Regions from separate parts of the Mus musculus genome. Here region 1 is linked to region 2. A link is a loop called in an ENCODE intact Hi-C map of the cell type or tissue named here. Cell type or tissue: heart. All regions are shown on one strand.

Region 1 (5,000 bases), 130 kb after region 2:
TCTCTACTGCTTCCTCCCCTCCATGTGCGTGCCTTCCATGCGAGCATCCATGGCTTTCTCCTTCTGTCCTCCTCCCTCCTCCAGGCAGCTGCTAAGGCTCACAGCTTGCCCCTTTGAGGTTTCTCTTTAGCCGCTAATAAAGTTGTCCTAATGCTTCCATTTGAATCCATTTCTAAACCCCCAGATAAATGAGACTAAAAACTCCATGAGAGGATCCTAATTTCTGGTCACCCACACAAGCTCAGTGGTTATGTGGTGCAGAGACCCCAAACTCCAAGCTTTATCCACTAAGCCATTTATCCAGCCCCAGCTTACAAGTTTCCAAGTAGTAAAATCAGTGATATACTTAAAATACAGAGAATATTCAAGACAGAAACACAACTTTGGAGAGAAAAATATTTAATCTGTTTCATGGAAAAAAAGTACAAAGCTTTGGAAGAGCTTTAGGTTTGCAAGTACAGTAGGAACACACACGCTTCCCAGACGCTTGGCTCCACGCTCCTCGAGTTAGTGAAGCCGTCAAGCTCTTATCCACCCAATAATGCACTTGAAGAAGCCACTGAAGAGTTTGGTCTAGAAATAAGTGTAAAATACATTGCATAAAAATATATTAATCCATCTACAAACACTTTAAAATGCATAGCAAGGAAATTCTTTCAGGACTAAGCCATGTCTAGAAATACCAGTATCTGAACTTGTATACTGGATTTCCACTGCATTGTTTAGGCATGACATCCTCACAGCAGAGCACCTCTATGCTCACAAATGACATCATTTACCCACACAAGATGGCAACAGTCTCTAACGTGATCATCCATGAAGCATACCTTGAAGGAGTAACAGACTGGTGGAGGTCTTGATTCCTTAAGGCGTGAAGTAATGACAGTAACGGCGTCTCTTACAGAGAGACCTAAAGCTATACCATCAGCCCATGGACAGTGAGGAAGCCCTACTTCAAAGAGAAGCCAATCTGAAGTCAGTCACACGGGGTCCTGTTCTCTGCTGTAGAACACTGAGAAATTACTAGGAATTTTAGAAAAATGATCACTGCAACACGTTCCCCACTTGAGTCCCTGTGGAAGCCCAGCTCCTCAGCAAAGGCTCGACAGGAATACAGCTGTTTCTGTAGCTGAGGGCGGAGGTCACGGGCTGAGTTGGGGCTCTGGCTTAGTTTTTGAGGGTAACTTGCAATGATGACATCACAGGCATGCACCGACAATACATTCCAACCCTGTGCCAACAATTATGTTTCTGGTGGAACTAAAAATAGAGACAAGCAGTCTTTAAAATAGAAGATACCCCAATGGCTACACTAGGAACGTATGTGCTTTCATCCCCACTGGCATCATTTGATTGTTTGATCTTATTTATCTCAACATATTTTCTCATGAAACTAGGTTCAGAATAATAAAAATCCTCTTTAAAGAGTCTGTATCTCAGAGGGCGGAACCTCACCTCCCTTTTGTTTTATTTTGTTTTATTTATTCCATGTGGAAAGCTGAAACTAAGCAACCCAAGAGTTACTAGAGCTTCAGATTTCACTTTCAAACAGCAACACTGCTCACGCCCACGTCTGAGCCAGGCCAGGCACTCTAGTATGTAGGTCCAGTGTTTATTTCTAACCCACAGCTGAGGGCGGCCACAGGTGGAAGTGTACTGGAAAGTCCTTGCGGTTCTTTCCTTGGGTCGGGAGGCTGTCGAGAGCAGTGTCCACAGGCACACAGGAGTGACGTGCAAGGGGAGCAAAGGACACACCACACAATGAGTAACTACACCTAGACGCACATTCCACAAGCGTCTAGGGTTTTAGTTTTCAACTCTGACCTCTGACAATGATTAAACCAAAGCACCACGCCATGGCGAAAGCTATCCTAGCAGAGCCTGCAGGCAGGGCTGTGTCCTATTCTGGGCCAGCCTGTGTGCTCATAGCGGCCACCCGAGAGCCAAGGCGCCAGCCTACACAAGCCGGCACAGGCAGGAGACAAGGCTGATTAGCCACAGAATGCCACCTCGCTTGATTACCAAGCCTCTAACTTTAACGACCATTCTGTCTATTACCCTAACGCAAAGAAACTGGAAAAAGGAAATTCTATTAAGCCAGGTTAAAACAGTGACTCAGGCGAGGGCTCATTCTTCATGTCGGCTTTGAAACACGGGTGGAAAAAGCAATCTTGGTGATTATCACGCAGGTCTGCCTCAAGGTATGTGACTCTGTCACACTGTCATTTCTGACCCATGTAGTGCGCTGCTCACTGAACCATAGTACTGCTTCACGACCACACTACTTCACAATGGACAGACGCTGCACTGGGATGCCCCTAAAAACCACCACTGGCACACGCAGGACATCTTGTCTCACACTGCCACGCTGATTTCAGGAACAACTCCTGAGTCACCAGGGAGCCTGCACAGCAGACCATTAAGGCTGCAGGAAGGCAGAGGACTTTATTCCTCTACACCTCACTTGGTTCACAAAACACACTGTGTCCGATATGGGTAGACGTCTCCAGGCCTGCACCAGCCATGCTCGTTATGGTGGACTGGCTGCTGGGACAGTCCTGTTGAGCTAACTGGGATGTCTACACATACTCCTGCCAAGAAAAAACTGTGGATAGTCACTGAAATTAAGGGCACAGAAAATCCTCTGGGAACCAATGATTATATAGACCATTCCAAGGCCCAGATGATAAGAATCTATGAGAAGTCATGTAAGTTGAATGACTTTAATGAATTTAAATGAATTTTACAAACACGCATTCCCAGGGCTCCTGGAATCCTCTGGACTGATAAGTTACTACATGAAGGAATGAAATATGTGACCTTGCAAGTTTGGGAGACGACAGAGTAGGCAGTGGGGCAGACAGCTGTCCACTTCCTCTGTGTACACTCTTAGTGCTGATGTGACTGTTCAAGGAGGAGGGACTCTATCCTAAGGCTGTTGTGAGGATTGCGTGTGGTCAGCACACAGAAGGGAAACTCCCAGCAGGGAGCGAGAACTCAATGAAGGTAAGCCTCCTTCTGCCCTCGTCTGAAGGCCGGGGGGTAGGTCCCCACTTTCCACACTGTAGGGAGCCTCGGTTAAGCTCTGCTGCTGTCAGCCAGCACCCACATACTAGGTCCTGTTCTAGGCACTGGACGCTACCCCAGGAGCTTCGTACCCAACATGCCGAAGCAGCTTCCTTCTCTGGAACATTCACACCTAGTCTGTAACGTTATTCTCAAGTACTTTGAAGACTGCAGAGGGCACCGCCCCAGGGTGAGAGCACCCACCAGGGCACGCAGGTTATAATCTGAAGATTCTTGTACAAGCTGTTAAGAGTGTGGTGTGTCTCCAGCTATGTCTGGATCCTCTATGGAAAAGCCGTATTCATTAAAGCTCCAGAAGGCCTTTTTAAATACTTCAATACAGTAGAGAGGTGCTTCTTTATAAACAATATTGTTTATGAAATGGTAATACATTCTACCATAAAGTGTTCTTTTTCTTCTCGAGCCCAGATTCTACTGGGACTGCTAACATGTCAAATGGTGGAGAAAGATTTTGCTTTAGAAACTGGAGTTGTAAAAAAAAAAAAAAGTCAAGCCCATGTCTGTGGCCATAAATTATTGTCATTATTAGAACTAAACTGATAAGTAGCAGTTCATAAATTACTCCCTGCTAAATGCCGTGGGAGCATTTTACTGAAGCCTGGCGGCAAGCCCAGGCTTGGTCCAGCAGCCCAGCTCTGCAGGGCAAGACACTGCTAGAGTCTATACTCCTGCCACTATACCATGCTAAACAATAAAACACCGTAATTATCCCTGTCCTCACCAACTACAATTTTAAAGGAAACTGGTAAATGAAAGGACTCTAAATAGACCCCCATCTTTGGTAACAGAAGTGGCTTTAGAAAAATTATTAGTGCTTACAATTCAGATTATTTTAGTATCTTTGAGAAGATTAGATTACTCTCTAAAGTACTGGCCATTGAGTATTCTCAGAGGTAGAATTTCAGTGAGACAGCACGGGCTTGCTCATTTAGAGCTTAGGTGACACGGCCCCTGCACGTGGCTTTATGTTACTGTTCACTACAAAACATAGCTTTTCGTGATTTCATTTTCCTCCTGAGGACTGAACCCAGGGCCTCTGCGCACGGCAAAGAACCATCTTCCAAATGAGTTAACAACTCTGATCTTTGCCAAGCCAGAGGCAAAGGCAGAAGCTGAAGACTTTTCCCTGGATGGAGAAAGACAGTCAGTTCCGCGTATGTGGAGAAACCATGGTTACACATGTTCATTAAGTCCTAGATTTCCCACACTGCAAAACAGAGGCCCACATAACCTATCTCAGTGGTGTGAGCCCCAAGGCAGACAGAGTTGTCTCAGGACAACTACAAGGCTCTCAGAGAGGACAGGAGACGCTGCAGCTCCAGAAGTGCTGTGACCAAGGTTTCCTCCTGGCAGACACTGTGTCAGTCCTGACCCTAGGAAAGCGCACTCTGCTCACTGAGCACCTTCTCCGTCCATCCCCACTAACATTCTGCTGTGACCAGCAGTGCAGAGAGGCAGGTGGGTGGGGTGTGCAGCCACCGAGATCCCCGCAGTCACTGAAGACTCAAGTAAGATCCTACCCAGGCAAAGGGAAAATCAAGGGAGTTAAAGAATATTTTGGGATTTTTAAGGTACATCAAACTACAGAATACATGCTTGTATTTTCAGAGTGAAAAATAATTTCCACACAAGCTAAACTGTATATACCCTGTTTTAGAGAGTGAAACTGTTTATGTCCTCAAACAGGAAATGACTGAACCAAAATATTCTCATCCCGTCCAACTGGAAATAAACGAGGAATCCAACAAATCAACGAGGGCTGCGGCGCTCTGAGGCCCTCCACAGACCACCAGCTCCAGGCTGGAGCTGCAGAGCCGCTGCCTTGGCTGGTTCTAGGTGCAAAGGTTTCTGAGGTAACCACGGGCAACTCTAAACAGGACCCCTCCCTTTCACGTTCGCCTTGCTCCTGAGAA
Region 2 (5,000 bases):
ACGTTTTCCTAAAACAACAACAACAACAACAACACGTTACCTCTAATGGCTTTCAAACTCCCCACGCTGCAGAAAACGCAGTCTCTTAACGTCTACTATTTTTAAGCGAACTTTTAACAAGGCTCTCAAGATTACAGCTAAGTTCCTGTAGTTAAAATGACAGATACTTGAAGTCAGTAAAAGTTCCTGTAGATTTGACGCTGTTTATTAAATCAGGAACAAAGAAACCCAATATCCTGCAAGCCGCAAAAGAAAGGTAAGCAAAAAAATAAAAATAAAAAGCAAAACTCTCCTGTGGCTCTCAGCACTTTTCCTCCCCAAACTGCTATTACATGAAAAAGAACAATCTAGACAGTTGGTATTAGCATCTACAGCTCAACACTAAACTGCAGTGGTGAGGGGGCTTTTCCAACTGACTTACTTTTCTCCAAGTACCTGTGGGTTCAGAATCCTTAAACTGCCTTTGCACATCGAGCAGCACACCGGTGTTTTAATCCAGTGCTCGGCAGAGGATTACCTCATTCAGTTGTGGTTTCTGTGGAATTTTAAGTACAATTTTAAAAAGGAAGGACTGGATTTTGGATATGTGGGGTATTATACATATATTATATATGTGCCTATCTATATAGATTTGCTATTCTTAGTTGTTCTTTTTCATTTAAAAAAAAAAAGCCACAGGGATTTTTGTGGGTGGAGTTGCTAGGAAAGAGAGAAGGTGATCAAAGAGGAGGGTAGGTGATGGCAAGCTCAGCAGAGAGGACCCCTTCCCCTCAGTGTCTCAAAGGCAATTATGAGCAAACTGAGCGCCTTTGCGGGGGGGGGGGGGGGGGAGAGCTCCATTCACAAGAAAGCCCGCTGACCTTCCCAAGGTCACCTGGCGGGCGAGGGAACTACAGTGAGAGAAGAAGCCAGGGAGGCCCAGGCCACCATCTGTTTGACCAGGTTTTCCTCTCCTTCAAAGGTTTCTAGCCCCAAGTCCCACACTCAACAAGCTTGGGAAACAAAAGCCCACAACCTTTAATTCATGCCATAGAATTGCATGCAGAGAGAGCACTAGTGAGCACAATAGACTGTGGAGGTAAAGTGACAGGGTTAGAAGTGACAGGGTTAGAAGCACAAAGGCTGGGGGCCACACCTTCAATACCAGACCCATCTGGAGGGACAAGTAAATGGGAAAGAAAAAAATAACAGTTTGAGGGTTTGTTTTTTGTTTTTGTTTTGTGTTTCTGGAAGTTGCCCCTTCATTAGGAGCAATGCTTGCAGTCTTGGGAGGACAACAGAAACCAGACACTAAAGGCTTTAGAAGTAAGCGTTAATAGACAGATGATCTTGACACTCCTAATTGCCAGCTGTGAGCAAGAGAGAGAGTGTGTGTGTGTGTGAGAGAGAGAGAGAGAGAGAGAGACAGAGACAGAGACAGACAGAGAGAGACAGAGAGACAGAGAGAGAGACGGGGGCGAGGGCGGGAGAAGGGGGAAATTTGTGCCCTGAGAAATGTGGAAAATCAATGTTTTAGGAAACTATTTCCGAGAAACGAAGAGCATCCTCGGAGAGCAGTGTAGCTCATTCAAGAAGCAAGGAAAAACACCCCTCCCTGCTCCCAAAAAAGCTAGCAGGTCTGATGGTTGGAAGATAAAAGAGGCCTTGAGTACCTCACGCACGTGAACAGTGCCCGGTGTCTGACTGAAGGTAGAGTTTAAAGGCAGCAACTTTCTGGCTTCCTAGGGTGTTGCCCACAAAGATCCTGCTCTCATGACCGGCAACATGTCTCACCATGGGACTGCCAGGGCTGCTGGCTCTTTGCAGGCTGTCAAAGCAACTCCATTTGGAAGGTTCTCAACTCCCTCATAACCAAATCCAATTGACTGAAACTTTCCCTCTTCCCACTAAAAGGTTAAAGAACTGTTGATGAAGTAAGTTAATCTACAAAGTGTATAATAATAATAATAATAATAATAATAATAATAATAATAATGCTACCAGGATTATATTTTAGGGGCTGATAGACTCTCAATGATATCAGGTTAAAGTGGGTGTTTCCAGAGATGTTTATCCTCCGGGAAGCGGACCGGTGGATCACCACAGCAGAGCCAAAACTGCTTGGGATAGAGAGGTTCAAAAATTACGAGATTCAGAAGCAATATTCTAGATGGGAATTCAACTAACATGGAGAGTGTGAGTGACGGGGAAGGAGGAGAAATTAATTCCATTTGCTGATGTGCCTGCAGGGAGCTATTTTTAGGCATAATCCAAACACTGCATATCTTCTCCATTTTGATTAGTAGAAAACTGGCAGAGAGCCAAAAGAATTAGTGTTTCTCAGCACATCGAGCCAGAAACGTACAAATAAAACTACATTATCTGTGCCAATGCATTTAACTTGAGCTACTCCTAAGTTTTATTCCCCCTCCAACCTCTCCCCCGCCCCCGCCCCGAAGTACACATGGTCCGGCTTGTCAGAGACATGCAGAAGACGTCTGTTACAATTAGCAACATGAGTTCTAGACTAAGGTTCCCCTGGAAGCTTCCTCAGAAGCCGCTGCTAAGAACTCAGCTCTCAGTGCACTCCCCGTCAGGCACAGGGGAGGGGCCGAGAAATTTTCTACCTAGCCATCTTACATAATGTCGGAGGAAGTCAGCAGTCCAACACAATGTGAAATTTAAATAAGTTGGGGGAAATGAGCTTAACAAGGAAAGGTTTCCCAATAGACACTTAGAAGTTATTAATAATTCCAATTCCAAGGAAAGCACAGAACAGAAAAATAAACTCAATGGGCCAAGCTCAGCAGCAGCGAGCTCCTGAAGGGCCTATCCCAATGTCCGTTGCTTCAGTCAGTGGGAGGATGTATATATATATATATATATATCCCCCAAATTCTGATTACTCCACCACTCCAAAACCTGGCGTGCCCACTTCCATGACCAGTGTAGCAAGTCACTGCTGAGTTGACAAATCTTAGTCGTATTCTGTCTACTGTTGTGATATTAAGGTAGATACCTTTGGCAACTTGATGTGTGCAGATACAAGGGTAAGGCAGTTCCCTGCCTGTACACTGCCCTTTTCCTCCCATCTCTGCAATACTGTTTCAGCAGCTAACACACACAACTGGCTGTTGTAACTTCTGAGATTGGCAAACCAGTTTTCACCATTCCTACAACGCACAGCTCTCCTCCTAAACAACAACCCAAGGTAGTTTTCCTGCTATTCAGAATCTCGGACACGGCCGGCCTACCTGTGAATATCTGTGGTGCCCGCTTGGAGGATCCCACAAAAAAAAGTCTTCTTGTTTCCTGCAAGTCTATGTAAGCAAATCCCTCTGCAGAGTGACTTCCTCTAGTTCACTAAAGAGACTGAACACGTCTACCCAGTAGTTAATACAGTATGTCCTTAGAGCTAAAAGAACATTCGTGATATTCAGAGCTGAGGTTTGCAGACCAGCACCCATGTTTGGGGTGGGGGATACTCTCTCATGTAGGCAGCAAGGCATTAGCCAGGTGCTTCAGGGTTCTTCAGATGAGACCGACTCTTCACATTATGAATGAAAAACCCTCCAACCAAAAGCACATGCATACTTTGGGGAGGGGGGGGGTGATACTAAAATGAACTTCAGTTCCTAGGGGACTTACAGTACTATTTTATCCTGAGATGGATTTACGCTTTCAAACTAAGTTTAAGGATTACCATTTACCATCACCCTTTCCTCCCTGCCCCTCCCCTTCCCCTTTCTTTCCTTCTTCAGTTCCTACTTTCTTTTTCTGGAAACATGGGGTAAACCTGTGGGGAGCCTTTGTTGACATGGCTGCTGTTCAGCCAGCCTTTCTTCCACAGGGATCTAAAGGCCAGCACTGTTCTCAAAGGGCCCTGAGCTTGCAGACATGCCTTTGGAGAAAGGAGTCCTACCTTTTCCTGGAAGAAGCTGCCTGTCCGTCTTGTCTGTCCATCTTAGAGGGGACCCTGAGCCAAAACCATATACTTTTCATTTTGGTGACACTACGTACGGTTCAGTCATGAAATGAAAAGCTTGTTTAAACATATTGGATAAACAGACTGGGTGAATGTACAATGAATCTCAGGATGGAATTTTACTCTACACTTCTCGGGAACTAATTTTTAATGAAAAAAAAAAAAAACCTCTATCCATTTGGGTGTTATAATTCTGTTAGGAAGTTAAATGAAAGTTAGGAGGTTCAGTTTGCCTTTCCTGCCCACCTAGAACATCTGCTGAAAAGGATCTAGGTACTTGTGTGAGAGAGATAACATTTGCTTCAGGAGTCCTTTTATACATCTTTGCTTAAGCATGAACATGGCTTTTTTTTTTTCCCATTCTAAGCAGGCTCTGGAGAACTGTGAACCCACTGTGGTTTTCAATGGGGACACAAACATAAGCCATGGAAGCCACTCACCGTTATTTCAAGTGGGCGACATCATCCAGTGGATCATTCCTTCCTGCTTGTGTTTCTGTGAGATGTTGCTGCTGAGTTACCCGTCTCCAGCAGCACTCTCTCTGGCTCTCCTTTGCAGAAGATACACGGTCCCTTCTTCCATCAAGTGTAGCAGATGGGCTCTTGAGGGTGCCTGAGTTGTCTGGAATACCTTGAATCCGGCTGTGAAAATTTAGGGCAAATCTGTGGCTCTCGGTTGGTGAACACCTTATTTGGTCTAGAGGCACTTTGCTCTGTGATTGAGTCATGAAGAGATATTAAAAAGGCAGCCAGTCTGTATTTTGAAGCAAACACTCAAGTCTCTCTTGTCATCGCGGACCCCCTTACAGACACACGGCACGGAACCTCGATTGAGCTGCACTGCTGTCTTTATTGCACATGGACCAATTCCCACACGGTAGTTAGTTGCACCAGAGTATAAATACTTGGTCACACACACAAGAAGAGATAGAATATACACACGAGTGCTAAATTTTACCAGCAGATTCACGGGGGCACTTGGACATTAAAAAATAATAATAAAAATACGTAAGAGAATAATATTTATAATATGGATA

Evidence for each region. A loop is a pair of places that touch in the nucleus more often than their neighbours do. Peaks named below come from ENCODE experiments on the same cell type or tissue, not always from the same donor. Only the 100,000 strongest peaks of a DNase experiment are listed, where the experiment ranks them.
Region 1: it touches region 2 in a loop (3.0-fold over the local background); 5 of 42 quality-filtered maps call a loop at or near these places.

Annotation. Positions count from the first base shown.
Region 1 is chr19:56,598,886-56,603,885 of GRCm38, reverse strand. It overlaps a transcript of Nhlrc2 not described here. Among named protein-coding and RNA genes, the nearest start is that of Nhlrc2, 53 kb to the right of the region's middle. In heart, no CTCF peak of the experiment used is centred here; no DNase peak of the experiment used is centred here; H3K27ac peaks cover 1,733 bases.
Region 2 is chr19:56,724,944-56,729,943 of GRCm38, reverse strand. It overlaps Adrb1 (adrenergic receptor, beta 1), which reads right to left. Exons shown (of 1, transcript NM_007419.3): 1 at 4,794-5,000. Among named protein-coding and RNA genes, the nearest start is that of Adrb1, 5.3 kb to the right of the region's middle. In heart, no CTCF peak of the experiment used is centred here; no DNase peak of the experiment used is centred here; H3K27ac peaks cover 1,061 bases; H3K27me3 peaks cover 223 bases.